3 separate regions of the Mus musculus genome follow, and regions 2 and 3 are each linked to region 1. A link is a loop called in an ENCODE intact Hi-C map of the cell type or tissue named here. Cell type or tissue: heart. All regions are shown on one strand. Links, peaks and the distances in the headings refer to the core of each region. The heading gives the core; the rest is flanking DNA.

What was found. Hi-C counts contacts between places; a loop is a spot of excess contacts. Peaks named below come from ENCODE experiments on the same cell type or tissue, not always from the same donor. Only the 100,000 strongest peaks of a DNase experiment are listed, where the experiment ranks them.
Region 2: a loop joins it to region 1, with 2.5 times the contacts of the local background. A loop is called at or near these places in 2 of 42 quality-filtered maps.
Region 3: a loop joins it to region 1, with 2.2 times the contacts of the local background. A loop is called at or near these places in 3 of 42 quality-filtered maps.

Annotation. Positions count from the first base shown.
Region 1 is chr10:77,278,133-77,288,951 of GRCm38, reverse strand. No RefSeq gene overlaps it. Among named protein-coding and RNA genes, the nearest start is that of Pofut2, 24 kb to the right of the region's middle. In heart, for the core only: CTCF peaks have their summits at 5,950 (motif pointing left) and 6,703 (motif pointing left); a DNase peak (open chromatin) is centred at 5,951; H3K27ac peaks cover 659 bases; H3K27me3 peaks cover 346 bases.
Region 2 is chr10:77,428,568-77,439,386 of GRCm38, reverse strand. It overlaps Gm51791, which reads left to right and starts at 7,091. Exons shown (of 1, transcript XM_030245426.1): 1 at 7,091-7,650. The coding sequence starts at 7,091. The coding sequence ends at 7,522. In heart, for the core only: no CTCF peak of the experiment used is centred there; DNase peaks (open chromatin) are centred at 3,806, 4,466 and 4,776; H3K4me3 peaks cover 843 bases; H3K27ac peaks cover 1,808 bases.
Region 3 is chr10:77,335,234-77,346,052 of GRCm38, reverse strand. The region is part of intron 2 of Adarb1 (adenosine deaminase, RNA-specific, B1); the gene reads left to right. Among named protein-coding and RNA genes, the nearest start is that of Adarb1, 78 kb to the left of the region's middle. In heart, for the core only: a CTCF peak has its summit at 5,787; a DNase peak (open chromatin) is centred at 3,012; H3K4me3 peaks cover 899 bases; H3K27ac peaks cover 311 bases.

The sequences.
Region 1 (10,819 bases), core at 3,009-8,008:
CATTTAAAATGATGATGTAGGAAAAGCACCTTATCACTATTAAATTGGTGGGGTGCGGGGGAGAAACACTGAAATTTGCATCTCAATGTCCTGGACCCCTTCTGAATGTATTAGGCTTAACTAGGTGACAGAGAATTACAGGTAAGTGGCAGCCCCTTGAAAAGTGGTGTCATAAACACTGTGAGTCAGGATGACAGGATGACAGATCCTCCAGCAAGCCAAGTGCTTTCTAACCCTTTGCTTTAAAACACTTGAATGAAAACCTCATTGATTTGACAGCTGATGAGGCATTAAAACCATTCTCACGACTTTTAAAAATTTTAAAGTGCCAGATTTGAAGGCTATTACTTAGGAATTCTGAATACAGTCGAGATTATTGCTGTGACTTTTTAAATTCATCCAGTTTCTTTTAAAAAAAAAACAAACATTTATTTATTTTATGTGTATTAGTACACTATTGCTCTCTTCAGACACACCAGAAGAGAACATCAGATCCCATTACAGATGGTTGTGAGCTACCATGTGGTCATTGGGAATTGAACTTTAAAAATTAAAAGAAAAGGAAAAACTGTGATATGTGAAAATAATGTTATTCCAGAATATTACTAAGAAAGCCTTTGACCAGACTAAATTTAAGTTTTGATTCGTAAGATGTTTTATAGTAGAGAAATTAGGATGATCACAACTTTGAGAAGAAAAGGAACATTATATGAGGTCAACATCTCTGTCCAGATGAAGACTCCATTCAAGAAAGACAGCTGTCTGAAGGGCCAAGAGCTTGTTCTCCTGCTCAATGGAGGCAGAAGTGGTGGGTGGAGTGGGGAGACACACTCCCTAAATCAGATCTCAGCAGACCAGTCACTCACACCTCCACAGATGTTCTGGAACCGTTTCTTTTTTCTTCTTCTTCTTCGAGACAGGGTTTCCCTGTATAGCCCTGGCTGTCCTGGAACTCACTCTGTAGGCCAGGCTGGCCTCGAACTCAGAAATCCGTCTGCTTCTGCCTCCCAAGTGCTGGGATTAAAGGCGTGTGCCACATGCCTGGCCCGGAACCGTTTCTTGAGCAAGAGCCAAATGCACTGAGAGCCAGAGAAGTAGTCCCAAAGTTGGAAACCTGGGTGAGGTGCCAGGAAGGAGAAAAGGTGCAGGCAGAATACATGAACTGGAGCCAAGTAGGGCTGGGAGGATTCGGAGTAGCTGCAAATGTAGATTCTCAAGGAGAAATGTAAGGGCTAAGAGATGATGAGCAACATCAGAGTCCCTGCTGTAAGTTCCTTCTGAGCCGGCGCAGGACCTCCCCAGTGTGGGTGGGGGAGATAGGATTAGTAGCCACTCTGTTGGCAAACTGGTCACCCCACAGGTAGATTTCCAGCAGATACTACTGCTCTGAAGACCCCCCAGAGTGCTCCCTAAACCAGAAGGCCATCGGTGAGCGTCTGCTGAGCTGCGGCCCAGAACCTTTTAAGGCCATGTACTCTGCTGTGAGTACATCCTGCCCCTCCACTTCAGTCTCCTTAAACTCCAGGACATGGATCTTCCCCTCATCAGAACAGAACCGAGCCGTTGCATAAGAATGTGGATGAGGGCTTATGTGGAGATGGGATAGTTTTAAGAGAAGTCAGAGGAGGACCTGTGTTTTCTCTTTCACCCTGAATTAATCAGCTTAATGCGGATGCCTGGGTGCCCCAGAGAGATACGGAATCTGCTCCAGACATGGATCTGCCTTTCGTTGTGCATTCTAGAACTTTCCCTATAAACATCGACTCATACTAAGTAATTAGGACCTGCGCAGTAATTTATTTTTTTCAGAACATCATGAAAAGGATATAGTTGAGAGCAGTCTTTTCTTGGCATATGTCAGACTTCCTGGTATTTAGCTGTCAGCTGAGTATTGTCACCTGCCAGGCAGGGTGCTGTCAACCCTGTCACTTAGCCCCTCGTCCTCTCAGATGTGCAGCCTGTTTGAAGCTGTGCTGCACACTTGGATCAGCTCCCATCACCTGCCCCCTGTGAATGGAAGGGAAGGAAATCTCTATAACTACCCGTCTGTCTGCTTATGCTGAAGCTGTGGACATAGCTGATGTCTACCAACAAGGATGGAGACCCAACAAGGATGGAGACCCAGCTATGGGTGACCCAAGTTCCATATTAGAATTGTGCTGTTTTGATGTTGTTGTTAGTTATTTGTTGTTTCAGCTTTGTGCTTACTATCTGGTGACAACCATGAGAGACCACAGTGTGCTACCAGCCCCATAGCAGGCTCTCTCACCTAGCCATCCAAATGGCCTGGAAGCCTGTACCAGGCCTTTGCCCAGGAGTGTAGCTGTAGCACAGGACACATTATAGGAAGATAATGAGGCTCTTTGTGGTGGTTTGAATATGCCTGGCCCCAGGGGCAGGGGGGACACTATTTGGAGGTGTGACCTTGTTGGAGGAAGTGTGTCACTATGGGCATGGACTTTAAGATCCTCTTCCTGGCTGGGCGTGGTGGCACATGCCTTTAATCCCAGCACTTGGGAGGCAGAGGCAGGCATATTTCTGAATTCGAGGCCAGCCTGGTCTACAGAGTGAGTTCCAGGACAGCCAGGACTATACGGAGAAACCCTGTCTCGAAAAAAAAAAAAAAACAAAAAAAAAACAAACAAACAAAAAAAAAAAAAAACAAAAAAAACACCTCTTCCTAGCTGTCTGGAAACCAGTCTTCTCCTAGCTGCCTTCAGAGCAGGAGGTGGAACTCTCAGCTCTTCCAGCCCCATGCCTGCCTGGACGCTGCCTCACTCCTGCCCTGATGATAATGGACTGAACCTCAGAGCCTGTAGGCCAGTTCCAATTAAATGTTGTCCTTATTAAGAGTTGCCTTGGTTGCTGGGCAGTAATGGCACATGCCTTTAATCTCAGCACTTGGGAGGCAGAGACAGGTGGATCGCTGAGATCGAGGCCAGCCTGGTCTACAGAGTGCGTTCCAGGACATCCCAGGCTACACAGAGAAACCCTGTCTCAAAAAAAAAAAAAAAAAAAAAAGAGTTGCCTTGGTCATGGTGACTGTTCACAGCAGTAAAACCTAAGACACTCTTGAAGCCACAGGACAGCACATTGAGACAGTCTGGTGAAAAGGGCCCAATACCATGTCTGCTTCTGAGGGAAGCTCAACAATGGAAGGGCTTCAGTCAAAGAATCAAGGGACTTAGCTGAAAGCTTTCCTCCCCTCTCTCAGTGAGACCTCTACAAGACAGAGTAAAAACCAAGCAGCTAACTCTTATGTAGTTATCTGGGGTCAGGGTTGAACTCGTACTCATGGCTGAGTGAGGTCTGGACTGAAGAAGAGTTGATAGCACACCCATGGGACCTTGTGACATGGGAACTATAGAGATGAGACCACAACATATATATGAACAAGACAGGCAGTGATGAGGAGGGGCTGGAGAGATGGCTCAGTGGTTAAGAGCGCTGACTACTCTTCTAGAGGTCCTAAGTTTAATTCCCAGCAACCACATGGTGGCTCACAACCATCTGTAATGGAATCCAATGCCCTATTCTGGTGTGTCTAAAGATAGCTACAGTGCACTCATATAAAGAAAATAAAAATAATTCTTTAAAAATGTTTACTTAAAAAAATAATAGTGAGGTGGAGCTTCATATTGGGAGGAGAGGGTACCAACGGATATAAGATGACATCTGGCCGTTCTACTCAGCAGAGGGAACAGCTGGAAGTTATCCAATCACCTGGAGTGAACTGGGGTTTTCATACTTGTCCCTGGGCATGGTCTCCAAAGATATTTTCCTTGTATGTCCTCATGTTTGCCTGGGGACTGTTGAGCTTTATCTTCAGAAATGCTCCGGCTTCAAGTCTGAGTCTTAGAATAAGACAGAGGGACTGTGAGTGCTAGAGCTTCGGAGTATATGGCAGGGTAGAAGAAACATTCGCTTTTACAGGCAACCAGCCAAGCTCATTGCATGTTAGTCTTCATCAAAACACTCCTCCAGTGATAAGTTTACGTGAAAAACTGAGTAGCGGCTGGCCTGCGTTAGGACAGCAGAGGGGACAGACAATATGCCTTTTATTCCATACTAATCACTATCAGATAGTTACAGCTTTCCCCCACCCCCTCAAAAGCAGCCTTCAATTCTCTGCACAGCCTTCAATGTTCTGCAGAGTACCTAAGCAACTGTTAACCTGTGTCAGGATCTGTTAGAGTTACTAGGAAGCACACAATACATGGCTCAGCCCCGTGGCCTCCAAAATGCTGAGGTCAGCCATGAGCAGGTAAAGCCTGCTTAATTACTTTCCTTCTGCAGTAATGACTCTCAGTTGGCTTTGTTACTCGTGTGGTGTCTTGAAAGGGACTAGTCTATGAATATTCTGGCCTTGGAGTCTGACTTGGTGTTTGATGACAAAGCTATCCAATGCTTGCTTTTAGTTGGAAAACAGGTCAAAGGGCCAGTGTGGACTTGTGGTGGTCTCCTCCTGTCTCAGTGAGAGAAACAGCAGTAGCAAGAAATATTTTCAGAGCTGAGGGACATGCTGAGTGCCTGCCTGCCTGCCTGCCTGGAGGAACAGGGCTGTGTGTGCCTTTGCTGCCAGGTGCTCACAACCAGGGCCTCTCACTCTGAATGGAAATGCCTGAGAATCCCAGGAGGCAGGCACTGCATAGGAGAAGAGATGGAGGGCCCTGTTAAAGCAAGTACAGGTGGCCATGGTGACATATGCGAAAGAGAAACAATCAGTGGAAGAACACAGAGCCCTGTTGCTAACTGATCGTCCTCAGCTGCTCTTTGACAAAGGAACAAAGGTTGCTAACACAAAATAACAAATGGTGCAGAAGCAACTGGACACCCACATATAAAACAGAATCTAGACATAAACCATAAAAGTACTGAACTCCTGAGGTAGGGGGAACAGGAGAAAACTTAGATCTTGGTTCTGGGATGACTTTAGACCTGAGTTGATCTCAGGAACCCACACGGAAGAAGGGGAGACCTGAGCAGTGCCCCTCAGGTGGAGATGTGAGAGGGAAAATGTTTTCCTTTGCCCTTTCATTGGCCTCGAATTTACTTCCTCTCACTTAGTTATGTTACTGTCTCCCTGGCTTTGGGCAGAGTGCCAAGCAGTAGAAATGGTAAATTCTGGTAACAACAGCAGCTTTATTTATAATTGCCCCAAACTGAAGGGGCCAACAAGCCCTTCAGTAGACAAATGGATGTATACGTTAATGCATCCAGGCGAAAGGACATGAATTAGTGGTGAAAGACACAAGCTTTCAAGTCCTGAGAAGGTGAGGAAGAGCCTCAAGTGACAGGCTGGTCTCAAAAGGCTGCACACTGCATCACCATGATATTTCCAGCAACACAAAAACCATGGGAACAGCAGGACGGTCCTTGGGATTCCAGAACTAGGTGAAGCGCACAAGCCCCTGACCATATAGCTTGGTTGTGCTGGCCACAGGGAGAGAAACTATATATATGAGTGAATTTATATATATGTGTGTGTATGTGTGTGCGTGTGTATATATACATATATATATGAGTGAATTTATCTATAGTTTGGCAAAACTCAGGGAAGAAATTCCCAGTTTGTTTCTGCCTTGCCTACAACAGTATTACAACTTCAGAAAAGTTGAAACAGAAGCCAGAAAGCGTGCATGTGCACAGAAGACCATGGGGACAGATTACCATACCCAGAGGCAAATTTTTTCAGGGGTCGGGGTCACCATATTCATTCCCAAGGTACAATTTCCTGTTGAGATTCTAAACACTAAACCCCCAGCAGAATCTCCCCCATCCATTTCTCGCCCAGTGCGTTGGAACACTGTCTCCTAGTTGTCTGTTATTTGATTGATATGTGGAGTCCAGGAACATGAGTTCAGAAAAGGAACCACTCTCCTGTGCCTACCAAGACCAAGAGCAGGGGAATCGAGGCAGAAAGGTAAGCAACAGCGCCACCTAGTGGAGGGATAGTAACATGCACAAGCACCTCCACGATCCTTGGGACTCTAGTTCTTGATTTTGGTAGGGTGTTCAGATCTTGCGCTTTTCCTGACAGCATTACTGATTACTTACTCTGTGGCAATGGGATGGCATGACCTGGGCCAGTTTGGTGACATCTAGGGAGGAAAGGCAGTGTAAAAATACCCCCTCTACCAACTCTGAGTGTAGAGGAGGTGGAGAGATGACTCAGCTGATAATCAGGAGCATTTGCAGCTCCTGCAGAGGACCCAGGTCCAGTTCCCAGTACACAGTGGTTCACAATCATCTGTAACTCCAGTTCCAGGGGCTCCGACACCGTCTTCTGGCTGCTGTACATAGCAGGCTCATACATGGTGCACATACATACATGCAGGCAAAACATGCATTCACATGAAGACAGAGAAGACCTGTGCACTAAATTTTGATCTTGGGAAATCCTATAAGTATCTTTTTTGGTATAATCAGCTTAAAACATACATATCTTGTTCTATGGTTATAAACAGGTAATGGTTTAGAACATTCATAACTTTGCTTATAGCTTTACTTATAACAAAAGCACAATCCATAGACTGATATAGAGTACCCTGGGCTGGAGAGATGGCTCAGGGGTTAAGAGCACTGGCTGCTCTTCCAGAGGTCCTGAGTTCAATTCCCAGCAACCACATGGTAGCTCACAACCATCTGTAACGGGATCTGGTGCCCTCTTCTGGCCTGCAGGCATACATGCAGGTAGAGCACTATACATAATAAATAAATAAAGCTTACATTTTAAAAAATTTCCTAGGAATCATAAACTTTCCTGTTAGCACTTTTAGTTCTATTAGCTGTTAGTTCTTTTTACCTATTAAAGCTTAGGATATGGAAAAAAATTAATTTTTTTTGAAATTCAAAATTCTAGTAATGTCTTAATACTTAAACTCTTTGGAATTCAGCATGCACGTGCACTTAGCACATAGTCTTATCTGTAAATCTTTAAGTAAATATTAACTCTGTATACCAGATAGAGCGGATACCATCCTATGTGACAGACTCTGCAGCCAGACACCAAAAACATGCCTGGAGGATGAAAAGCCTAAAAACCTTTGTCTTAAACCCTGTTAAGTTTTTCTACAAAATCATTTTTCTAATTTTCAAATTGTGTTGTGTGTGTGTGTGTGTGTGTGTGTGTGTGTGTGTGTGTGCATGAATCTGTGTGTGCCTGTGTGTATTTGGACACATGTCACAGCCTGTCCATGCGGGACTCAGGACAACCTTGTTAGGTTAGTTTTTTCCTTTCCACCTTACTGTGGGTTCTGGGAGTCACACTTTGTAGCTCAGTAAATGCTTTTACTGGTTTGATAGTTCATGAAGTGGTCTTAATTCCTAGAGCCTCATTATAAAGCTATTTGTTTGCTACTGAGAACAGGTCCTCCTTCAAAGTGAATCCATTACTGTCCCTTCTCAGAGGACCTTAGATGACAATGGTTTTAGTAGAACTGTCACCAACTAGCCCTTCTCCCTATCCTCTCCGGACAGACTACAAGGAGAAATGGCTCTCTACGGAGTCTGAGAGAGAGAGAGAGAGAGAGAGAGAGAGAGAGAGAGAGAGAGAGAGAAGAAGAAGAAGAAGGAGGAGGAGGAGGAGGAGGAGGAGGAGGAGGAGGAGGAGGAGGAGGAGGAGGAGGAGGAGGAGAAGGAGGAGGAGGAGGAGGAGGAGTCTGTCAAGTTTGCCCCTCACAGAGTTGATTGCCCCAGACGTACCCAGACGTACCTCTGGCTCTTCAACAGTGCTCTGGGTCTTACATCCTCTGATGGAGGGTTGTATCTCCCTTGGGTACTCAGGTGGCTAAAAGAGCATCTGGGCTTTCCCTGGCTGCACCAAGGTACCCAGGTCAGACAAGAGAGGCACCTGACCTCCCAGGCCAAGTGCCTGGTGGCCCACAGCATGTCCAAGCTAGGGAGCTGTGAGGTATGCAAGATTTGTGCAGATGAGGGTGGAAGGTGGCCTTTGCTGCTAGGGGCAGGGGGTCAGTGTTGTTATAGACTATGGACACTTGGGTGACAGTTAAGGTGTTAGGTTTGGATGAGGGTGAGCCACCCTATCTACATCTTCTCTAACTCTTGCCCACACCATTCTCTACCCCCAGCCCTCAACACCCCAGAACAAAGCCAGCTTATACAGGGATGTAGAGCTTTAGTATCAGGGAGAGGATTGAGTTCCCAGGGAAGAACTCAGTGGAGCCCATGTTAAGGTCTGTGTTGGATGGTAAATGTATCCTAAGGGCACCAGGCCCAGGTTTGTCCCCAAACCAGTATCACCAATCCTTCACTTTTTTCTCTGTGCATTGATGCCCAAGTTCTACCTCAGCCTCCACAGGAGGTTCTGAGATGCCTTCCACACATGTCTACCTTCCTCCTTCCCTGTTGTGAACATTCATATGGGTCTTCCTAAATGATGCAGGCAGGGCTACCTCAGTGTGTGACTGTCGATGATTCCATGGGGTGGGGGGAACGCCGAGCTTGGGGGCTCAGGGGAGAGGGGTGTGGGGTGGAGACAATGATGAGCATATTGTGTTCTTCTGTATGCCCGGTGCTCTGAGTAGTCCTTTACAAAAGCCTGTCTCATCCAACGTTACATCAGGCTGTGGCGTCCGTGTGTCCTTCTGTGGAGGGCTCTGTGAACTCCAGATGTGACTCGCAAGGTCGGGCAGACCCTGAAGTTTCTCAGACCACTTACCTATCACCAGCTGACCCCTGAGCAGGCATTGGGAACAGGCATTTTTAGGATGCCCTGTCAGGAGACAGAAGTGAATTTCAGCATCCAGCCCTCGGCAGCAGCAGAACTCAGTGCTGAGGTAGAAAGTCGCTGATTGCGGCATGGTGCAAACCCTCCATGGGTTCACGGAGGCGAACTTGCTGAGAACACACACATTATTTACAGAAACCTGGATGTGCAGTCAAGTCCCACTTCTCCTCACTAATGGCCAGTGAGGGTAATGGGGTGAACAAGCCAGCCCGCAGCAGCCAGGCTGCCTTCTCCCCAAGGTGCTTTCAGGAATGATGTAGCTGGCAGCAGTTCACCTTTCTGTTCTGCTTAAAGGAGACATGGTGCCTCACCTCCCCTGAGCCCTATTCTGTTCTCTTGTGGGAGAAGGACCTAATATCCACGAACATTTATGCATGGTGATCTTGCAAATGACCCTGCCTTGGGGAGGGGGGGGCGTCAGTGTCCACTGACTTCATGGGAAAGGTGGCCAGTCCAGGGACAGAGCTGCTTGGTTTGTGTGCAGCTCCGTAAACCCTGGACAGTGGCAAACCCAGTACATCCACCAGAAAGCAGCGAGGTCCTTGATATAAGCCAAGCTTATAGCATGTATCAAGGCAAGTTTGAGCATCCACACCTCCCAGATGAAACTGCAAGCTCCTTGTCATTTTGTTTGTTTGTTTATTGCGATAGAATCTCATACCCCAGCTGGTCTTGAAGTTGCTATGTAGCTTAGGATAAGTTTGAATTCAGATCCTCTGTCTCTACTGAGATGACAGGCATGAAGCTCACCGAGTCTTCTTTCTCCTTCTCTCATATTGAATCATAGTTCTGTGATTCTTCTTCAAGCCAAATACCTTTCCATATGTCTCATGATGGTGTCCAGCAAGGCTGCTGCCTGGCACATGTGCAAACTGGTACTCAGACTCCGGGTTTTAAGAGAACAAAGGGTTTTATTATAGTTTGGCCAACAAGGAGACAGCAGGCAAGTCAAGGCTATCTCTCTGTGAGACGGAGTACAGACTTTTGAAGCCCTGGGATACTAAGAGATAAATAGTACTGGCTGTTTGTGGCCCCATGCTGTGTCTGCTCCACACACGGGCATAGAAGGAAACTGTGAACTCTTTGGAAATAATGGAGACTCTCCAATCTCTTTAGTCCGGTCTGTTCTGCCGATGTACATTATACCTCGTGCTTCTAATTTAGGTCCCAAGACACTGTTCCTCTTTCTTCAGGATCTGCTTCTTTATTGAAGACTTCTTGGTTCTGCCCAGACCCATGGTCATTTGGTGGGATAAGCCTTTAAGAAGGGTTTGAGTTACTCAACAAAGACGCTTATGGCTGCAAGTCTTAAGAATAGGAAGGGAGGGATGGAGATGCTCTTGCAGAAGACCCTAGTCCTGGCTCCTACATCATGAACCTATAATTCCACCTCTAGGTATCTGATACCCTCATCTAGTCTCTATGGGCACTACCTTCACACATACACACATACACTCACACACACACATATATATATATGTCACACACCCCATTAACTAGTAATAAAATATCTTTTAAAATTAAGAAGCTACTGCTTTATAGCCCAAGCTCGGTCTTTTTATTATACTTTCTGATCCTGCCTACTGCCTCATTGTTGGAAGTACAGTGCTTAGAGCTGGCTGTGGTATGGCATGCTTTGTAACTCCAATGCTTAGGAGCCTAGCACAGGAGGATTAACACAGGTTCAAGGCTAACCTGAACTATAAAATGAGTCTCTCTGGAAAAAAAAAAGTACAGGAATTTTCCAGAACCTTCCATAATCGTACCTGCAATCTGTTCCTAAATTTTACAGTGTAATAAGCATCTTCATGGTGATCTTCTTCCACGTGAGATTCTTTTTTGCTTTTTTGAGACAGGGTCTCTCTGTATAGCCCTGGATGACCTGGAACTCACTCTGTAGTCCAGGCTGGGCTTGAACTTAAGAGATCTGCCTGCCTCTGCCTCCCTAGTCCTGGGACTGAAGGTGTGTGCCACCACTGCCCAGCTGATGTTGGAGTTCGTCAAAAGACCCTCACTCACAAAGACCACAGAGATTGCCGCCATTGCTGCAAACCGCATGAGGATTTTTAT
Region 2 (10,819 bases), core at 2,512-7,511, 150 kb before region 1:
AATACAATAGCACATGCCGATTGCCCTTTGATAACCAGTGTTCCTCCGAGACCTAACCCTTGAACAGCATCTCAAGTTGTGGGGTGAGCAACGCCTTGGACTGGCAACTTCCTGGTCCTCCTGGTGGGAAAATGATTGACAAGGTTCTGTTCTGAGAAAGGAGAAGCCTAGAAGGAAACAGAAGGCCTCCAGAGACTACTAAGTGTACAGATGCCCTTTGGATGCCAACTTGGCTCTGCAGCCTGGAGTGGTAATGGACCAAGGCTTTAAGTAACTGCAACAGACACAGGCAGATCTTGCCTAGGAACTTCCAGACTCAGCCATGTTTTGAAGTGAGCATATCCCCTTGGCTGAGACAGACATATCTTTTAAATTTTTTTTCAGGGTGGAAAGTTTGTGTAGTGGTTAAGAGTATTTTCTGGGGCTGGAGAGATGGCTCAGTAGTTAAAAGCACCAACTGCCCTTCTAGAGGTCCTGAGTTCAAATCCCAGCAACCACAAGGTGGCTTACAACCATCTATAATGGGCATCTGAATCCCTCTTCTGGTGTGTCTGAAGACAGCTACAGTGTACTCACATATATGAAATAAATATGGCCAGAAGTGGGGCCAGAGCGAGCAGGGCCGGGGGGGGGGGGTGGGGGGTGGGATGGGTGGGGAGAGTATTTTCTGTTCTTCCAGAAGACCCAAGTTCAGTTCCTAGCCCCCATGTCAAGAGGCTCACAACTGCTTGTAACTCCAGCTCCAGAGGATCTGATGGCATTTTCTGGTCTCCATAGGTACTTCACATATGCACACATACCAGCACTCCCATACACACCTTTGCTTCTGAAACATATGGATATGGAGGCTGAAGCAAGAGGATCTCTGCCTCAGGACCAGCTCAGGCTATGTGGCAAACTCCCTCTCACCCCCATCTTGGGGGGAAAACAAACTGACAGGAGGTCAGCTATTGCTGGGTTTGTCGTCTTGAAGAAGACAGAGTATACATTCCCATTCAGGGTGGCCCTCAGAACTCAATTGACTGGGCAGACCCATACCCTTGAAAAACAGCTATTTCACTCAGCCTACTGACTACCAAAATACCCTAGATAATGTCTAAGCAGCTCCCTGAATGTCAAGCTTAATAATGGAAATCAACCAGCAAGACAGCTAGCTGCCCACAGACCTCCTGTCTGGTTGGCTTCTGGCCCCCAAAACATACAAATACAAAGTGAATGGCTGCTTCCCCTCCCCACGCTAAACTCCTTTCCTTAGGAGCTTACCACCAGCCCTGCCCTGAGTCCCTCTCCCTGCCTTGACCCTTACTAGCCCAAGGGTGTGTCTTGTCTGCTCCACCAGCTAAAGACCATACTTCCCAGGGTCAGAGAAAGAATTCTTGCTGTCTTTGTTAGTGTTTAACTGCTGTAAACACACACCATGACCAGGGAAACTTATAAAAGACATTTAATTGGTGCTGGCTTACAGGCTCAGAGGTTCAGTCCATTATCATCATGCATGGCAGTGTCCAGGCAGGGATGGGGCTGGAAGAGCTAAGATTTTCACCTCTTGTTCTGAAGGCAGCTAGTAGAAGACTGACTTGCAGGCAGCTAGGCTGAGGGTATTAAAGCCCATGCCCATAGTGACATACCTACTTCAACAAAGCCACATATACTCCAACAAGGTCACACCTCCTAAATAGTGCCACTCTCTGGGTCAAACATATACAAACCATCACACTTGCTGACAGGGTGTGAAGTGGGATCCCACTTCTGTTCAAGGGAACATTCCATCTCCATCTTCCAGTTATGTTTCTTCCTCATGGTCTACAAGAGCAAGAGCAGACTTTATTCCCTAGATGGACTTTATTCCCATCAGCCACCCTGGAGGCAGGGTCACAGTCTTCTGCCAGCCATATTGGTGCTCATTTGTTGAATGAGTGCATTATGAGTTGTAAATGCAGGGTGAAGAAGTAGTGTACATATTCTTCTTTGCTTTGGGGGACAGAGAGGTGACTCTCTTGCAGCTTGGCGTGTGTTTCTGAGATCTCTGGGAGCTTAGAATGGAGGAAATCTTGGGAGAGGGGACACTTATCACCATTTTTTTCTATGCTGGTCAGTGTTCAATCCAACAATAACACATTCAAGAAAATTAAAATCTTTATAACTAAACAAACAACAAAGAAAATGGGCCCCCAACAAAATGTCCTGACTGGCAGTTCTAGATCCTGAAAGATGGGAGGGAGCTGAGGTGGACTCCTGGTGAAATCCAGCTTGGTGACTAGCTGCTACTCTCATAGCTTTCTGGGGAATGTAGAGAGTGGCCTGGGTAGAAACTTATCACTGGGACCAGATGCAGACCATCTAGGTCAGCTGAGTTCATCTCCAGGCAGCTTCTAAAGGAGATCAGCTGACAGCCACAAAGATGAGGTAACTTCAGGGCAGCCTGTCTCAGGTGATGACATTCTACCTGCCTCTCACTGAAAATGACCAACGCAGCAACCCTACAGTATAGGGTAGTGGAGTAGCAGGGAGGCAAGGTGTGCCTGTGCTGGTTTCTGACAGGGACAGGGAGCCAAGTAGGGATGCTAAGTAAGTATGCCAGGTAGGCATGAGGAGTGGGCATTGGGTCAGAGCCCTACAAAACTCTGTTGTGTCCAGTGTCAAAGCATTGAGTTCCACAGCAAGGAGACTGAAATTATGTAGGAACAGGCCCACGCCTGGGGTCTGATTAGGCCATTTATTCCTTTGCCCACAAACAAATATTCATATGCTTTGGGAAGATTATCCATCTCTCTCTTCCCTCATCAGGGATGCTTTGATGGGAGATTGGGCTGGGCTGCAATAAGATAGACATCACTTTAACTGGAACCTAAGACCTCAGGGCATGAAGCTTTCCCCGTGAGGGTCAGTGCGGAGCCAGGCAAGCCATTATCCAGGAGCTGTTGAATTTCCATGCTGAGCACATCAAGGCCAAGTTCTACTTTAGGTCAGAGGACAGTTTCTCATTCACAGAGGAAACTAGTCAGCCTGGGTCCTCTGTCTTCAGAGACTTTGGGGCCTGAGGAGATTGCTCTGAGATAAGAGAACATGGAGATGAGATGACCAAAGGACTTCACTGACAACTCTGATAAAGTAGCAAGGATCATTCTTATGTCTTCTGAGTGACCACAAATAACCAAAAGAGATAAAATATACAACAATAGCTTCTGAGACCTGGCATCAAGACAAGGAAGGACAGACATTGCTGAGAGATGGTGACAGTCAAGGGACTCCCAAAGGGGTTTGCAGGCTGCCACGCAGGGAAGGGAATGTAGGTTTGCCCAATGTAAGGGTCTCCACACCATTGTGAGGGGTGTAAGAGCGACCTAAGGCCTCTGTGCCCAGCTTTATAGCCTTGTGAGGGAACAAGGACACTGTCTACATAAAAACCACACAGACCACATACACCCGCCAGCAGCACCCTCAGACACAGAGCTAGAGTAGGGCAACAGAGTGGAATCTGATCCTGGGGCCTTACAGTGTCCGTGTCCAAGAATCGAGGAGAGTCTGAGGCACCTCCCCTGACCCCCCGGAGACAGAGATTCTTTGTGTAGCCTTGGCTGTCCCGAAACTTGCTCTGTAGTCCAGGCTGGCCTTGAACTCAGAGATCCCTTCTGCCTCTGCCCCTCTGCCCCCTGCCCTCTGCCTGCTGAGATTAAAGGCGTGCACTACCACTGCCTGATGAAAGACTCCTTCTTAAGCCCTACCTCCTGCTCCTGAATTGGGCTCTCTCCTGGAGGCAAAGGCTGCCCTGGCAGAGACATAACAGGCCACGAGGTTCTCTAGGCCCTGAACATCATGCCTAGTGGCTTCTCCTTCTGCACTGGCCTCAAATCAGAAAGGAAGGTCATTTGGACATTTTGTCCTGGAGTCCATCTATTTATCTGGCATCACTGGCCAGCCTGTAACCAGCCAGCCTGAGGGGAGCACGATGGGGCCAGATCTGTGGTGATCATCAGCTGTGAAGGCTGTGCAGGGGAATTTGCTCTCTGATCCCAATATTCTCGGGCCCACTCTGGACCACCCACAAGAATGTCTTTCCCAAATGCAGAAGATGATCCACCCAGCAGTGTGCAGAGTCCTTACAGGCCAGGGACAGAAAGCACAGGCTAGAAAAACTCATTGTCTCTGCAAGGTCCACAGCTCCCAAAGGACCAAAGAGCCCATCTGACAGCTATGACAGAAACATCACACCGGGTGGGTCCGCTGGCTGTGGGTAACAAGCTGAGGGGACAGACTTGGACAGGGTCAGGCTCAGCAGCGTGTCCAGAGGCTGTGCAGCCAGGTGTAGTGCCACTGCTCCCAGATGCTCAGAGAGCCCTCCAGCAGACGAAGACAAGCTGTGGCTTCTGTCCATTCCGTGAACAGAAGCTGCTGTGATGGGCAGGCACAGTATTTTTAGACCCAGCGAGCTGTTTGCCACGTGGTCTGGTGTCTGAGCGGGCAGCTCCAGGCGTGAGGAGCAAGTTGTGAACAGTCACACTGGTCCACGCTCCCACAAACTGAGAGGTCTTTTAAGGAAATCCCTCCCCGTGGAGGGGCTGAGTCATCGGCTTCCATCTCTGGCTCCTTAAATAACCGGAATCTCAAATTAGCCATGAGGGGGGAAAAAAACAATCATGAAACTCTTTCTTTATTATAAAAAGGAAGACAAAAACCCAGGAGCTGACATGCAGGGCAGAGGCTGCTCCATTTGTCAGCATTAATCTCGCTTCCTGCACTCGCAGGAAGATTTCCTCTCTTCCTGGAAGGTGCGCTGGAGTTGGAGCAGAACGAGAGGAAACCGGGGAAGGAGCCTCAGCAACAGCCTGTCCGTCCCTGTCGCTGCCCCAGGAATCCTCAAGTGAAACAGTCTCCTAAACACTGGCTGGCAGGAGATGCAAATGGGAGGTATTTTTAGGGCATATTAAAGCACCCGAGCTGTAATTTGCAGACTGAAGCCTGCCCCTCCCCTCCTCGATGAAATCTATGGGAGATGTGGCTCCTGCTTTTAAAAACCTGGCTTTGGGAGTGACTTGGCTGTTCCACACAGGAGGGGAAAGTATGCTCATTGTGCATGCAAACAATACCACAGGCTACAAGACAATGCAGCAAGGGAAAAAAAAAAAAACAAAAAACAAAACAAAACAAAAAAACCCAAAACGTCACTCCTGGCCTTGCCTAGGAATTTTACCCATTCACAAGGGTGAGAGCTGGGTGTGGCCCAGTATCGACTATCAGAGGGAGACAGAGGGACAGGACCAAAGGTCTCCTTCAGTTCCAGAAGAGAAGCAATGGAGAGAAGCTAAAGGCCACTGCACATCACATCCATAGATCTTGCCATGACTCAGGAGGGTTACTCTGTGAGATCCTCAGAGACAGCCAGAAAACCGTGACAAGGTCTGCAAAGGTACCAGCTCACCAGTTCTTCCAGAGATGACCTTGGCCTTGGGTCAGAACAAGAGGGGAGAGATGGACTTGGGATAGAGAAGGGATCCAGAAACAGGCCAAGGGCACTGGGATCTACCTAGGACAAAGAGGATGTTGTGCATCTCTAGGGAAGAGTCCTTGGGGGTGTACTCTGAGCATGCGTGAGGAGATGAGACTGACCTCTTTCCCTCATACTTGGGATCGGATGTGAGACATGAATAAGTGTTGGGAGAAAGTGGGAGCCTTACCTGCACACAGGAAGTGGTGCTCTCACTGTGGCTCAAAGAAAGGGCCACAGACATGAGAGAAGACCCCTTTGAACAGCTTTTTAAAACGTGACAGGCTGGAGTGATGGCTCACTAGTTAAGAGCACCTGTTGCTTTTGCAGAAGACTCAGGTTCGGTGGCCAGCACCCACAGGGTGATTTATTCCCATCTGTAACTCCAGTTCCGGGGAATCTGATGTCCTCTTCTAGCTTCTGTAGGCACCAGACCCTCAAATAGCACACATGTATACCTGCAGGTAAAACATTCATACACATAAAAATAAAACAAAATAAATCTAAGAAAGCCATATATGAGTAGCCAGTCTTTTCAATACTAGCACTGGGGTGATAGTGCAGGAAGAGGCAGGCCTATCTCTGTGAGAGTTTGAGGCTAGCCTGGTCTACATAGTGAGTTCCAAGACAGCCTTGGCTATGTAGAAAGACCCCGTCTCAAACAAACAAACAAACAAACAAATATTAAAAAGAAAAGAAAACCATAAGTAACATAAAAAACAAAGTACCAGGAGGAAATATTTGTGATGTATGGGACAAGGTAGGAAGTCATAGAAATCTAGGACAAAGAGCAGAAGGGAAATGTAAAGGAAAGAGACAAGGAGATGTTGATATGAGCCATCAGCAGGAAGAGGTTCTCTCTTGTCAGTATTGCCTAGAAGGAGACAGAACATGAGGTGCTCAGAGTTCTGGAATGGAGCACTTCCCTGGTGGGTGGTGGGCAGCAGGCCGCTCCTGCAGCCCTGGGGCCCAGGTCTTGAACTGCTGTGGCTTGTGTGATGTCCTGGGATATCTCAGCCTACCTCTTGTTCCACTCTCCCATTAACTCTGTCCCTGGCTCAGTGCCCCTGCAGCACAGGTCCTGGCCAGGGCAGTGAAGTAAGAGCCTCAACAAGCAGTCCCATGGGTGCCTGAAAAGCAGGTCTACTTCAGCTCACAAACGAGACCACTATGGCCTAAATAGTCCAAAAAAGCATTGAAGTTTCTCCAGGACCAGAAAGGTGAGTTAAAGTAGCAAAGACCAATATAGAAGGTCAAATTGGGTGTGGTGGCATAGGTTTGTGTAATGACAGTTTAGGAGTTTTGGTTTCTTTAAAAAACATGGAAATATTATAAGAATATGTTTTCAATTTCATTCCAAGTGTGGGATACGGGGCTGCTTCAGATTGTCCACAGCAGCTGACTATGATTTGCCTCGGGCTCTAGTAGGGGCGTGATTTTACCACCTGAGGGTGGTTTGGACAGTTGTGTGACATTTGGAATTCTGGGGACTTTTCAGCACGAGGGTCCTAAAGTAGTGGTGTTTTGTGGGTTATCTTTGCAAATGGGCTCCACTGCCTAGCGCCCCATTACACCAAAGACCCATTGCACCTTGGTGAGCCTTGAAACACAGCAGCCATCTCTTCCAGTGGCTCACTTGTGGCTACCCATGACTACTATCCAGGATGCCTGGACTCCTCGTCCAGCAACAACTCTGGCAGAAGTGCCGCGTACCCAGGGGACACCGTGCTCCACTCTCCCCAGGTCTTCCCAAGGCTGACCCTGGCCACTGGTAGGCCAGCTTCTTTTTTGGGAAATCCACCCTCCCATTCATGGCCACAGTGTTGGAGTCGCCTGAGCACTCGGCAGAATCTCCCCAGGCCTCCAGAAGCCCAATCGCCTGTGGCCTGGCTCCTGAAACCATGTAGAAGCAGCCAGTCATCCATCCTGGCCAGACCAATACCAGGGCCCAGTCCTGACCTGTCGGCAAAAGCAGCCTGCCCAAGTTTAAGTGGTGCTAGGCCAGAGCCCACCTTCTCAATCCTCCCTGTAAACTAGGAAGGCTGAACAACAGACACCAACAGAAGCTGGAGAGAGTTCCCTCTTGGTTCACAGCACAGTTTTCCTGACCCCATAACTGTGTCTTGCACAAAGCAGAAAATAAACTCACAGCAGCCTCTCCCCACCAACCCCCCCCCTAAAAAATGCTAGAGCTCTGAGAATCTCCCCACGAGCCCCTCCAAAATGCTAAGGCTCTGAGAAGAGCTGGGTGGTTGATTGATTGTTGGCTGCTGTTGGTCATGGCTTTCTAAGCAGTTGTGTGCAAAGAAGAGGCAACAACAACAATAAGAAAAATAAGAAATTAGATATGCGGATGGTGAAGATCAAATTTGCCTTAAGAAATTCAATACCTTTCGTCAACAGTAAGTAGTTTAATGATGACATTGCCTCTTTTCCTACCCTTGACTTTTTTCAGGGATCTCTTTCCTTTGTCTTTATCCCTTTTTCTCTATTATCTAGTGTTAAGGGGCTGAAAGGGTGGAGAAAAGGGATGGAGAAGGGTGGAAGAAAGAAGAACCCACAAAATAACCATAGCAAACTACAGGATATTCATCTCAGCACTTAGGAGATGGAGGTCGGAAGGTCCAGGGCTCATGATCATCCTCGGCCACAGAGAATTCGAGAGCAGCATGGACTTTACAAGACAGACGCAAAAACAGTAGCAGAAAGTCAAACAGAAAAGCGTAAGATCAATATGCAAAATTGATTGCTTTTCTGCTATCAAGAAACAATTAGAAATGAATTTTAAGGGTGTCATTTACAGCATCAACAAGTGCATAAGATTCCCCAGGCTAACTAAAAGATGTGCAGAGCTTCAAAGGTTGGTACATTCTGTAGCCTTTGTCATGGCTCCCTGGCTGTCTCTGAGGCTCTCACACAGAGAGTAACTCCCATGACTCATGGCCATGATTCATGTGTGTGAGAGGCTCAGTGGCCTTTTATTTCTCTCCTTTGCTTTTCTCCTATGAAACTGAAGGAATCCATCAAATTGTCCCTCTGTGTCACACAGGGAGTTGGTCCTGGACCACACTCTGAAAACTGCCAAACAGCTGTGACAGTTTGAATGCACTTGGCCCAGGGAGTGGCACTATTAGAAGGTGTAGTCTTGTTTGAGTGGGTGTGGCCTTGCTGGAGTGAGTGTGGCCTTGTTGGAGTAGGTGTGCCACTGTGGGTATGGGCTTTAAGACCCTCCTCCTAGCTGCCTGGAAACCAGTCTTCTCCTACCAGCCTTCAGATGAAGATGTAGAACTCTCAGCTCCTCCTGTACCATGTCTACTTGGACGCTGCCATGCTACTGCCTTGATGATAATGAACTAAACCTCTGAACCTGTAAGCCAGTCCCAATTAAATGTTATCCTTTATAAGAGTTGCATTGGTCATGGTGTCTGTTCACAGCAGTAAAATCCAAAGATAATAGCAAAAAAAAAAAAAAAAAAAAAAAAAAAGGCAATCTAAGTCATCTGGGAGTGCAGTGGTATTTATGTCCATGTTCCTCCAACATTCCTATGCTACAATCTTAAGCCTCAAGGTAGTAGAATTAGGAGGAGATTTGAACTTGAGGATGGAGCCATCAATGGGGTTAGTGTCTGTATACAAGGGACGAAGAAGAGACAACTGAGAGCCACACAGCCCCCTTCTTCTACATAATGGCATAGCAGTGAAACAGAACACGGGCAGTCACTAGACAGGTCTGTAGTCTCCATGTCCTTAGACCTCCAGGTTCCTGTCATGCTTCTCCACAGGAGCCTGTGAAGCGAGGCTTTGGGTGGGCAGCCAAGAAGAGAAGGATCCTTGCTGGACTCCTGGGCTATTTCCATGTTGGCTTATTCCTGAAATGTCAAGTTGGTTTAACGTTTGAACCTCAGTCACCTAGATTCAGTCTTTTAATAAAGTAGAAACATTCAGGCATCCTTCCCAAGGCCGAAGAAAACAAGCTACAGAGTTCAGTATGTGGTTATGAGAAGAAAAAAAAAGCTCCTAGGAAATTAAGGGTAGGAAGAGACTTCCTTTATTTCATAGGAGACATCTTTCATTAGCCCCCTAACACACACATACATACACACTCACAAACACACACCCACAAACATACCCTACCCACATAGACACACCCACACATACATATAGCCCCCCACATACACCCCTATCCCCACACACTTTCACACACACGCCCCCACACCTGCACATACACACTCACATACACCTCCACACACTCACATACACACACACACACACACACATACACACATACCCCCATACACTTGAACATGCATGCTCATTCCACCACATGCATGCACACAACACACACACATATACCCCACACATTCTATGGTAACCATGAAGAGGATCATGGAGTGGAAGGCACAGTAGTCTTCAAGAAGTCTAATCATCTTGAAAAGGCTCCAGATCCAGTTGTCCTTATCAAAATTTCAGCAGGACCCGCTGTAGACACTGTCCAGTGGAATAAGGGCTAATTGGATGAGAAGGCCTCGGAACAACGCAGACAGGACTAGAAGATTTAGCAGTTTCATTTGTGTGTGAGGACTTGAGGCAGTGCAGTATTGGCCTGAAGAGAAAGAGATCAATGGGACCAAATGGGAGTGCAGGAATAGACCAGCGGCCGTGAGAAATTTCAGGAATGGCTTCCCTTGGCTGGAGGCCTGACTTGAATGGAGTTTTCTAGGGTAACAGCTGCTCTAGCTCTAGACTGGGGTTCTGATTCCAGTCTATATCTGTGAGGCACTACCACTGACTTAAGACGCCTGTGTTTATGTGAATTGTATGGTAATGAACTGAATTAGTGACTGGTGAGAAGAGGGTCTGGCAGCAGGGGTGGGAAGTGTGGGGTGCGGTGGGATAGTGGGGTGGGAGGGGTGGACAGAGCTGCAGTTTGCTGGGAAACAGGATCAGACAGAGAAGCTGGCTTTTCTGGTAAATGGACTGTGAGAAGGGAGACAGCTACAGCTCTGAGCTCTGTTGCTCTCTAGGAACAGGTCTCCTTGCGGAGCTCAAACCCTCCTTGTCTCATAGATCTGTGACATGCTACTGGGCAGTCTGTCATTAAGCATCATGGCAGGGATTTGAGCCACCTACTCCTGGATCCCCCTCATTTCCTGCCCTAAGGGGATGTTGGCTGAGTGGGGACACCTCTGCCTCCCACACACATGAATCTTGCTGAAGTTCTAATTATTAACTTCATTACAACAACCGCTCTCCCAGCCAGTGTCTACCTTACACCCTGAAGTCTATACAAGGAGGGTGGTACTCCTTCCCCCTTATACTGTCTACCTCTTCTTC
Region 3 (10,819 bases), core at 2,887-7,886, 57 kb before region 1:
GCAGAATCAACATTGTAAAAATGGCTATCTTGCCAAAAGCAATCTACAGATTCAATGCAATCCCCATCAAAATTCCAACTCAATTCTTCAATGAATTGGAAAGGGCAATCTCCAAATACATCTGGAATAACAAAAAACCTAGGATAGCAAAAACTCTTCTCAAGGATAAAAGAGACTCTGGTGGAATCACCTTGCCTGACCTAAAGCTATACTACAGAGCATATGTGATAAAAACTGCATGGTACTGGTATAGCGACAGACAAGTAGACCAATGGAATAGAATTGAAGACCCAGAAATGAACCCACACACCTATGGTCACTTGATCTTTAACAAGGGAGCTAAAATCATCCAGTGGAAGAAAGACAGCATTTTCAACAAATGGTGCTGGCACAACTGGCGGTTATCATGCAGAAGAATGCGAATTAATCCATTCCTATCTCCTTGTACTAAGGTCAAATCTAAGTGGATAAAGGAACTCCACATAAAACCAGAGACACTGAAACATATAGAGGAGAAAGTGGGGAAAAGCCTCGAAGATATGGGCACAGGGGAAAAATTCCTGAATAGAACAGCAATGGCTTGTGCTGTAAGATCAAGAATTGACAAATGGGACCTCATAAAATTGCAAAGCTTCTGTAAGGCAAAAGACACTGTCAATAAGACAAAAAGACCACCAACAGATTGGGAAAGGATCTTTACCTATCCTAAATCAGATAGGGGACTAATATCCAATATATATAAAGAACTCCAGAAAATCAAATAACCCCATTAAAAAATGGGGCTCAGAGCTAAACAAAGAATTCTCACCTGAGGAATACCGAATAGCTGAGAAGCACCTGAAAAAATGTTCAGTATCCTTAATCATCAGGGAAATGCAAATACAAACAACCCTAAGATTCCACCTCACACCAGTCAGAATGGCTAAGATCAAAAATTCAGGTGACAGCAGATGCTGGCAAGGATGTGGAGAAAGAGGAACACTCCTCCATTGTTGGTGGGATTGCAGGCTTGTACAACCACTCTGGAAATCAGTCTGGCGGTTCCTCAAAAAAGTGGACATAGTACTACTGGAGGATCCCACAATACCTCTCCTGGGCATATATCCAGAAAATGTTCCAACCGGTAAGAAGGACACATGCTCCACTATGTTCATAGCAGCCTTATTTATAATAGCCAGAAGCTGAAAAGAACCCAGATGCCCTTCAACAGAGGAATGGATACAGAAAATGTGGTACATTTACACAATGGAGTACTACTCAGCTATTAAAAAGAATGAATTTATGAAATTCCTAGGCAAATGGATGGACCTGGAGGGCATCATCCTGAGTGAGGTAACTCAATCACAAAAGAACTCACATGATATGTACTAACTGATAAGTGGATATTAGCCCAGAAACGTAGAATATCCAAGATATAAGATACAATTTGTGAAATACATGAAGCTCGGGAAGAAAGAAGACCAAGGTGTGGATACTTTGCCTCTTCTTAGAATTGGGAGCAAGGCACCCATGGAAGGAATCACTCTTACAGTTGGGAAACACTTTGAAGTAGGGTTTTTTTTTTATTTAAGATGTAGATTATTTATTCATTTTGTTTGTTTTTCAAAACAGGGCTTCTCAATAGCCCTAGCTGTCCTGGAACTCACTCTCTCTGCAGACTAGGTTGGCCTCAAACTAGGAGATCTGCCTGCCTCTGCCTCCTTAGCACTGGGATTAAAGGCCTGCGCTAGCACACCTGGTTTGAAGTACTTTTAAAATTAACCCACCGATTATCAGGGAAGCTACTTCTGGCTTACCAGATAACTGCATTCTGCAGCAGTTTTTCAATTTTCATGGATCGGGCTTCTGTTTTGATATTTCTCTTTTTTTTTTTTTTTTTTTTTTTTTTTTTAATAATTAATTTATTTATTATATGTAAGTACACTGTTGCTGTCTTCAGACACTCCAGAAGAGGGAGTCAGATTTTGTTACGGATGGTTGTGAGCCACCATGTGGTTGCTGGGATTTGAACTCCTTTTTTGCTGGGATTTGAACTTGACCTTCGGAAGAGCAGTCGGGTGCTCTTACCCACTGAGCCATCTCACCAGCCCCCTGATATTTCTCTTAACTAACAGAAGAAATTGGAAGGCAAGAAACGAAGAAAGTGGAACACGCAGAGTTGGGGCGTATATTCTGCTCTGTAGACTGGGCTTGCCTCAATATAAATCACAGTGGTGACACCTGCACTTCCTGGCCATGTACCCGAGTTTCCCATAGCTCTCATGCCCTGTGTCTTATTAAACCGCTGGAGTCAAAAGCCACGCAGACTCTGTAGAAGACAAAGGTACACCGACCATGGGCCAGGGAGAGGGACCGTCAACCTGAGAAGACAAGTGCACGCTGCACCAGTTCACTCACTGTGGCCTAAGTACGGTGTAACATGTGGCCTAAGTGGCTCCATGAAACTGAGGGGACCAAGGAGCCTTCCCAGTTTCTTTTTACACTGACCGAGAGTCACTCACTTTCCTTTTAAACAATTGTCTTCTCTGTGGTTTGGTGCTCATTCCTGTATTTGCCTTTGACTCCATGATGGCAGCCATACCTCGTACACCTGATCTTCACAGTGGGATACCACAGTGTTGGAGTCAGTGGATAGCCAAGCATGGGCACATGATCACAGCCTGGATTTTTGTCCACAGTGACCTGTGACAACAAACAATAAAACCTGACACCTAGGTTGGAGATGTCGTGACCAGATATTATTCAAAACAAGTCATCTGCTCCCAAGGCCAACATCCTGGGGACACAGTCAAAACACAGACACAGCAGAAAAGGAATCCCCCAGCGCAGCTCAGGCACCCCTGAACAGTGACGGGCAGTCTCCACAGCCTTCCTTCCACAGGCTCATTAGAGCTGTGGGAGAGGTCAAGATCACCCTGTCGCTGGTGTTCAGGCCTATGAGACTGTCACCCAACCCCTTTATGCTTCCTCTAGGAGGCTCTGTTAACTGTCTTCTTGGCAGTCCCTCCCACCCATGCTGACTGCCTGGCAGGAGGCCTAGTGAGGTGGCAGCTTGACACACAACCCTCTCAAACTAACACTGGAGACATGCCAGTGTTGCTACCAAAACTATTTCTGTGAAAGGGTTCTGTTGCTTCCCAGACACAAGAAAACCTTAAAGGTGCTTCCCCAGTCTGTCCTTAGGGGTACTGTTTGTACCCCAAGGACTGTCCTCTGTTCCCAAGTGCCCAAGGCCCCCCACAGCCTCAGGGAGCATAACAGTGTAAAAGGCATTACGGCTGAATAATTGCTTGTATGTATTGGGCTGGCCTCTGACTGCTCTTGCCTACTCTAACCCTCATCCGGATCTGTGGAGCATCTACTTCCAGTCATGGATTGAAAATTTGGGGGGAAATCATATCTGGGCTAAGCATGTACGGGCTTTTCCTTGTCACTTCTAAATGCTATAATGTTGAGAAATGTATGCATATAGTATAGTATTCATACAACACTTGTGTTCTACTGGGTATGAAGAGTACTTGTGATTTAAAGTCTGCAGGAAGAGGTGTGCACAGGTCATCCAGATAACTGTGCCACTTAATGCAGGGGTCTGAGCATCCATAGATTCTAATATGGGGGGCTGGTATGTTGGCTCAATTCTCAGAAGATACAGTAGCCCTAGAATGATGGGGTAGAGTCCCGGAAGATGGGAGCTTCATGGGTGGGAAGAGGCCATGCTAAAGCCAGAGACCAGGTGAGTGGGTTCCAGGCTGGGTTCTCCTTTTGGTAACACTGAAAGGTGCTAAGGTGGTATGTGCAGGACCTAATCAGGAGAGGGAAGTGTGACAAGGTGGCCACCATCTTCCTACCTGGGCTTAGGAGAGCCGTGCTAAGCCCTGTTGTTCTGGTTCCTAGCAATCCAGGGAGTAGGAACAGGGCTGGCTTCTGCCTGCATCAGCTGATTACAACAGCTCCCTCTCAGAAGTGGAGCTCTGGGTCCTCTGGTGTCTGACCTTCCCTGGGGATATATGCTTTCCTCATCCTGCTGCCCACCTCAGGCCTGGCCCAAGAGCCTGCATCCTGTCTTCTCTTCCAGTCTTCCACCATTCCTCTGCCTGACTTTACAGCTATGATGGCCACCAGCCCTGTCTCTTCACATCCCACCTGCCTGCTGTTCTACTGTAGGCTATAAAAGTGGATTCTGCATGGCTTTCAGGATAAGTTCTAAACATTGCTTCAGCTGAAAAGAGCCTTTTCAAATCATGCCCTGCTTGCCACCCAAGATACTAGCTCATACAACAGGCTGCCACAGGTTCAGCCTCATCTTTCCAAAGGGCTCTTGGTTCCTGGGTTTCTTAACAGATACTTTCAGTGTCCCCCCGTCTTGGAAGTGTCTTCCGAGGGGGGCACTCCTGCCTGGTATGTTCAGAGCTTGCATCATGCATAAGCTGAGACTTCACCACATGTGTACATGAGCCATTGTCATTCTCCAGCAGCAGGGGACGTCTCCAGGACAGCTGCTGCCTCCATGGTCTGCTGTCTGCAGCACCCCTCCATAGCGTGGACCTGTTGTAGCAGGGTGGAGGCTTGAGATAAGAGGACCTGAGGTCAACAAACCCTGCTTAGAGTTTTAAAGTACTTGAACCAAAGTACTACAGACACAGTGGTTCTGCTCACTGACAAGTGTGCATTCAAAAATGGAAAGACCATGTGGAAAGATGGGCTTTTATGACTGAAAGTTGGCAAACTAGAAAAGACGCCTGAATCAGTTGCAGCCACATGTCTGGGCATTCTGTGGAAAGCTTACTCATGTTGGAACGAATAGTGGATCAAGATGTGATGTTTTCGTTGGTAGCAGTACCTAAAGGAGCGTTGGCAGCTAGGCCATAGCATATTTTTATCTATTTTAAGAGAGTTTTTAAAGATAAAAACAAGACAGAAAAGTGCAGCAGAGACACATAGCCTTACTGCCTGTCTGACCCTTTACAGAAGTATGCAGGGTTTTGATCTAAAGGATTAAAAAATAAAATAGGTAATTGAAGGTATACAAAATTTATACATATTTCTCCAGAGTGCTGTATGTTTAAGCAAAGTAAGATTTTTCCACATTTAAAAAAATTTTTTTAATTGTCAAAGGTTATAAAAATTAACTGTCAACGTGTCAGAATTACTTAAATAGTTTATGTTTGTTAGGTCATATTAACAGTTCTGCAAAGGTAAAAGCTGCTGGTGACTCTTGTTATCCAATGTTCACCTAGTTGCCAGTGTGGAGTAGAAGGTATGGCTTGCGTGGAGCATGTCACGCACATTCAAATTCAGACGGTTCCCATGTGGCTGCCAGCGTTACACTAACTCATGGACCTTGAGAGTGACCAGTTGTGAACGGATGCTGAGCACTGTGGGTGAAGGCTTCTTTTGTACCATGCATAGTACCAGGAGCGAACAGACACGCGTGGTGTTTTCTCTACTGACATCCTCCATGTTGTTAGCTCTCCTGACAGTTCTACTACATTTTTGTTTTTTGTTTTTTCCTCCAGCTCTTATTCCACAAACTACTCTTTCACTAGTGCTTCTATTCCCAATGTAGGAGTTTTTGTTGAGAGGGGACTTTGATTTTTGTCATAGGAGACTGTTTTCCTAGAAAGGTTTGCAGGCGCTGCGCTTCTCTCTTTCCCCACCCTGTGCTTTGAGGGTTAACTATCACATGTCACTTTCTGGGAGGAAATCATTGTGTGTTTGGGTCCCATTCAACCCAATTCTGCCTAATTCTGAGGCTTGATGAATGAGCCTGAGATGGAGGAGCAGTCAGTCCCTTGAATCCTGCCGGCAGGGGTGGCTGTCGCCTCAGCCTCGGCTTTGCACATTGAAATAATCCTCCGTGTTATTGCTGAGTGACCAAGGGACGCGGAATGAGCTTGGGACTAGCAGGGGCTGTCAGCCACTCATCGGTCCACATGGCATCTCTAGGCTTGGGAACTTTGACCGTGGGTGCCTTCTTCAGCTTCGTGGGGCGTCGGTATAAAAGGAGGCGCAAGAAGCGCTCTGAAAGGAAAGGTAATTACTCGGGCACGTAGGTGGAGTTTGCGAGCCACACCACAGTGTCTTCTGGGGTGGGCTGCCTGCGGCTCAGCCTTGCTGGCCGGCCACTTCTCTGTTTCACTGTTGATTTGAATGCCTCTCTCTTGCTGATACTTTATGGAATTTGATAGGGCACGCCGACAAAGGAAGCTTTGAAGATGCGTTTGTAAGTGTGAGCGGAGGTCCTTTTAGCTTCTGTCTACAGGGTGCTTTTGGAGGGGTGTTTGTGAAGCTGTGGAAGTTTGAAGCGTGAGCATTACAAGGCTTCTCTGTTTAGAGAGGTGATTCGTAAGGATCGCTCTTGCCGCTGTTCGTTCTTCAGCCATGCCTCTTTTGTCCTAAATTTGTTTAGTATACTGAGAGGGCAAGACCATAGCTGTTACCGTGGAAATACTTTCCCTCTGCAGAAGCAGGGATAAGTCCTTCACAGTCAGTACCCGGCTTATTTCAGTACTTAATTCCACTCTGTGTTTTAAGACTTTAAAATCCATATGGTTTTTTGTTTGTTTTTAAACAAGATTCAAAAGTTTTTATAGTAGTAAAAGCATCATGTGCCTTCAAGGGCACAAACAGTATCCACTACTATAAAAACTGCAAACCGTTAGCTTGTAGAGGGAAAATAGTGCATATAAGCTACCAACAGTTACTGTCTCCATATAACTGGTAATATTTTAAAAGTATCCCAGTGAGCAACTGCTGCTAGCTGGGAACAGTAGCTATGCTGAGCAGCTCACTGCCCTGCCTCCACCTTCCTAGACACTGCCTCAGTGCTACCGCCCCATAGGATTAGGACATGAGCTCTGTAGCCAGCAATGGTAATGCCTCAGGAAATAAAATGAGCTATAGTTTTGTTTTGTTTTTTAAGGATGAAGAAGAAATTGATTTTAGAGCCAGCAGTCTTTGTAGTTTGTTCAGGGTAAAACTGGAGTGCTTAACAGAATGTCAGGGGTACATTAGAAGGACATCACGGTCCCTACATCCTTGTGGGCAAAGTGCATGTGCTGTTTTTACTACTGTATAGATAGAACAAAGAGAAGCTCAAAAAAGCCAATTTAATACCCACTTGCTCTTAGAAGAGTATCTTAGAAGAGTCCAGTCCTGCTGGACTTCATATCTTCAATGCCAGTCAAGAGCACAGAAGTAAAACTACAGGGAGTGCTGATCCATTAGCCCAGTTTAGAAATGCCACTTGTTCTGCAGACCCTCGGCACAAGCCACTTAGCTGGGAGAGTGATGGGGCATCCAAACCTAATGCTGGGCACATGGCTTTGGACTCCCTGCAGTCCCAGCTCAGGGGAGCTTCCTCGAGTACACTGGAACTGTGTCCACTGCAGGAAAAGCTCTGTTGCAAGCCTGCCTTCTTTGGACCAGCATCCTAAAGTATAGAGTATCACACCGTTGCAGCTAGGCCTCTATAAGATGGGACCTTGTTCCTGGCCGGACTTCTAAATAAGCTTATTGTCAGTTACTGAGCAGTGTGACCTTGTGTAGTGGTACCTGCTCTTGGTGGTTTATAATATGTCTCTGAAGCTAATAGAAATGCCTTCAAAACAGTAGAGGCTGTGAAGACTGGACATGTAGTTACACCAAAGTTATTTAAGATTGGAAGTGTGTGCTTTTGAAATACTTTAAGATCATGTGTCATGAATTGTGTTTTGTCTAAGACTGGGGAAATGCATGCTTTTAAAATTTTAGTTCTGTAGTGAAACTGTAGTGACAAGCTGCCTGTTGAACTGTGACAACAATACATTTTCAATGATTTTTCTCCCTCACTCCTTCATTTCCTGTGTGGCTGCTCTGCTCCCCCCCCCCCCCAGGACGAACATTGATTGGCTCGTGTGCAGCTCGGGAGGAGCCACCAACACAGCAGAAAGTCCTATGGGAAGGAAGGCTGTTTAGTCCTGGTGCTGACCAGGCAAATGCTTCTGGTCAAGGCCTGAGAGAGGCCTTTAGCATGGTCAGACTGTGAGGCACATTAGAGTCTGATCAGGGGTCAGTTGCCAGCCACCGTGCAGGTGACAGGTGGGGTGAGCTGAAATTCAGAGATACTCCTTTGCTGTATTCCCCATGATCACCATCACATTGTATGTATAAGGTCCCATGTCTGTGTCCTGTCCCTTTTTCTGAGTCTTTTGTTTGTCCCAAATGTGAGAGCATCTTTAGACTGTTCCCAGTTCTTCTGCTCATATTAAAAGGCCGTTGTCAGGAGCTTTGATCTGAGGCCAGCCTCCTCTGCCTGGTTTCCAGGGTCAATAAATGAGTGGGGTTGGGCACGTTGTAGATAAGGCTCTAGCTCAGCAGAGGCTCAAACTCTGAGTACTGATGGAAAGTAACCCTGAGACTCAGAGCAACCTTCTCTGCTCAGTGTGATCCCGAGCTGCTATCGTGAAGTCTTCCCCTTAGTCTCAGCTCGAGTCTGGACAGAGGGGATCTTTTTGAGAGATGAAGAATAAGGGTTAGGATATAGGATAGATAGAGTGGCACTAACCATCTGTATATCTGCCCCGCTACCTAACAAGTGCCCACAAGGAACTTCTATTGGCATCAGAGATTTGGACATTCACAGCACAGGGGTAGACACAGGATTTCAGCAGTAAGAATGGTGCTCTTGACTGTCAGGCTCATGGTTTGCTCTAGAATGGACCATATGAAATCTCATCCCATATGACCAGGGAGGTGGCTTCTGTAATGTGTGGCTGCTATGTTGTTTATGCAGGTAGGACAATTCCTTAGACTCTGAGAGAGTGGAAGACACTTAATCTGTGATGTCAGCTATGAGTGATCCTCAAGCGTAGAAAGTTGTCACTGACCACACACACACACACACACACACACACACACACACACACACGGAAGAGCCGCACTTGTGGATAGATAGCTCAGATTTTCTAGAACGTGCTGTGACTGATACAGTGTATGTCTCATTACATTTGTGCTGACGGCTTCACGGCACAAGTGAGGACCTGGATGGCAGGTCAGGAGCTCCTCTCAGAGAGGGAGCATCCATGGTAGCAGCACATTCCAGGTTAGTAGCTGAAATACTGAGTCACACTCGAAATGTTACAGAAATTGGATCCAGAATAAATCTCAGTGATGCCAACTCCCAGTGTAAATGCTGGTATTAAAAATACAGTTTTAGAAACATTTTCAGTGGCTTTGCTCTCTTTAGTTGTCCCATGGGAAGGAGGGCTAATTAAATATAAGCAGAATATTATAGATTTTTATGTGTCTAATATTCATACTTGTTAATTTTTTTCTGAATATGGCTTTAGCTTATTACGAGGTTTTAAATTACATACAAAGTATTTTATATTCTGTTTCATCATTTGGTTATGGTAAATGTTCTTCCGTGAAGAGAATGATCTGGATTTGGTTTTTTCCAACTACTTCATAGGTGGAACTTGGGCTTATTACCTCATTCTGGGTCATTACGTTCTTAAATTTAAGCTCCATTTACATGTGTATCTGGAAGATAACTGAAAACAAGTTATTCAAGCTGTGGCATGAATGTATTTGTTTAGGGATTGTTTTAATTTTCCTGAGATAGATAGCCAGAGCTCAGGGATCTTCAGGTCATGTGGAAGGTACAGCCAGCCTGTGTCTGCTGGCTGTGGTCAGCGCTGTCCAGGGTTCTATCACCATCAGTTTCCTAACCCACCAAGAATAGTCACAGGCCTCGGGTGTGAAGAAGCATGACTGAAGGCTCTGTGCTGGCCTGGCTTCTCGCTAAAATATATTTAAATCGACAGGAGCACTCACTGTATGCAGGCCATATGGGCACTAAATCACAAGGACCCACTCAGTGTGGCCTGCAACAACCCCACCCCCCTACCCCCACCCTATGTACATTCTCTCCATAAGGAAGGCATGCTACTGCCCAAGCCAGGTCAGAGGGCCTGCAGACTCCAGCGCCCCTACCAGCCACCACCCTGTATACCCCGGCTCTTATTGCTAGAGAGGGGCCCCAACAGCAGAGAATTCACGTCCTTCAGCAAAGATAAAGGGAAAGTACCAGCAGCATACTGTTTAGTCTTGACTGTGTCAAACTCTGCCTTTCCCTTTGATCCTTTCCACTGATAAGCCTTTCCAGGTTCAGGACCTCAGTTTGCAGCCATACACTGACAAGTATAGACTTGGCACAAGGGAAGCTAATGTGGCTGATGTGGTCTCTCAAGGCAAGGCACTCGGTCCAGTGAGCACAAATGTGATCAGGAATGGGGCACCCTGATTACATACCCACCTCTGTGTACCCTGAGAAGTACCGGGGTGTATACTGCAGGCAGAGACCAAAAGCTCTGAGCTCTTCATGGGGTTTGTCGGCTGCTGGCAGGGCAGGTGCTGCAGATGAGAGGGCTGCTATGCTCGAGGATCTGGGACACCCAGAGGAGATGCTGGCTCTGGGCTTTTGAGGCCATTAATACCTGCAGTTCCATCTTGACAATAAGCGTGTATGGCACTTCCTAGGGAGGGAAGCCATGGGTACAGACGGCATGCTGAATAAAGCGGGGCTGGTGGGGCACTGAGACTCTGGTCCTCACTATGGTTACTCCATACTTGCCCTTTCTATATGGCGCTATTGACCTTGCTGCTACCTGACATTCTCGATAAACTGAGCTGGTGCTCAGCCACGCTAGCCTCGCAGCCCCAGCTAAGTGTGTCCAGGCACAGTGGGGGAGTGTTTACTTAGTTAGCGCAGCCAGTCAGCCTTTGGACAAATTTCTTCTAGCTAGCACATTTCAGTAAATATTTCAAAATGGAAATA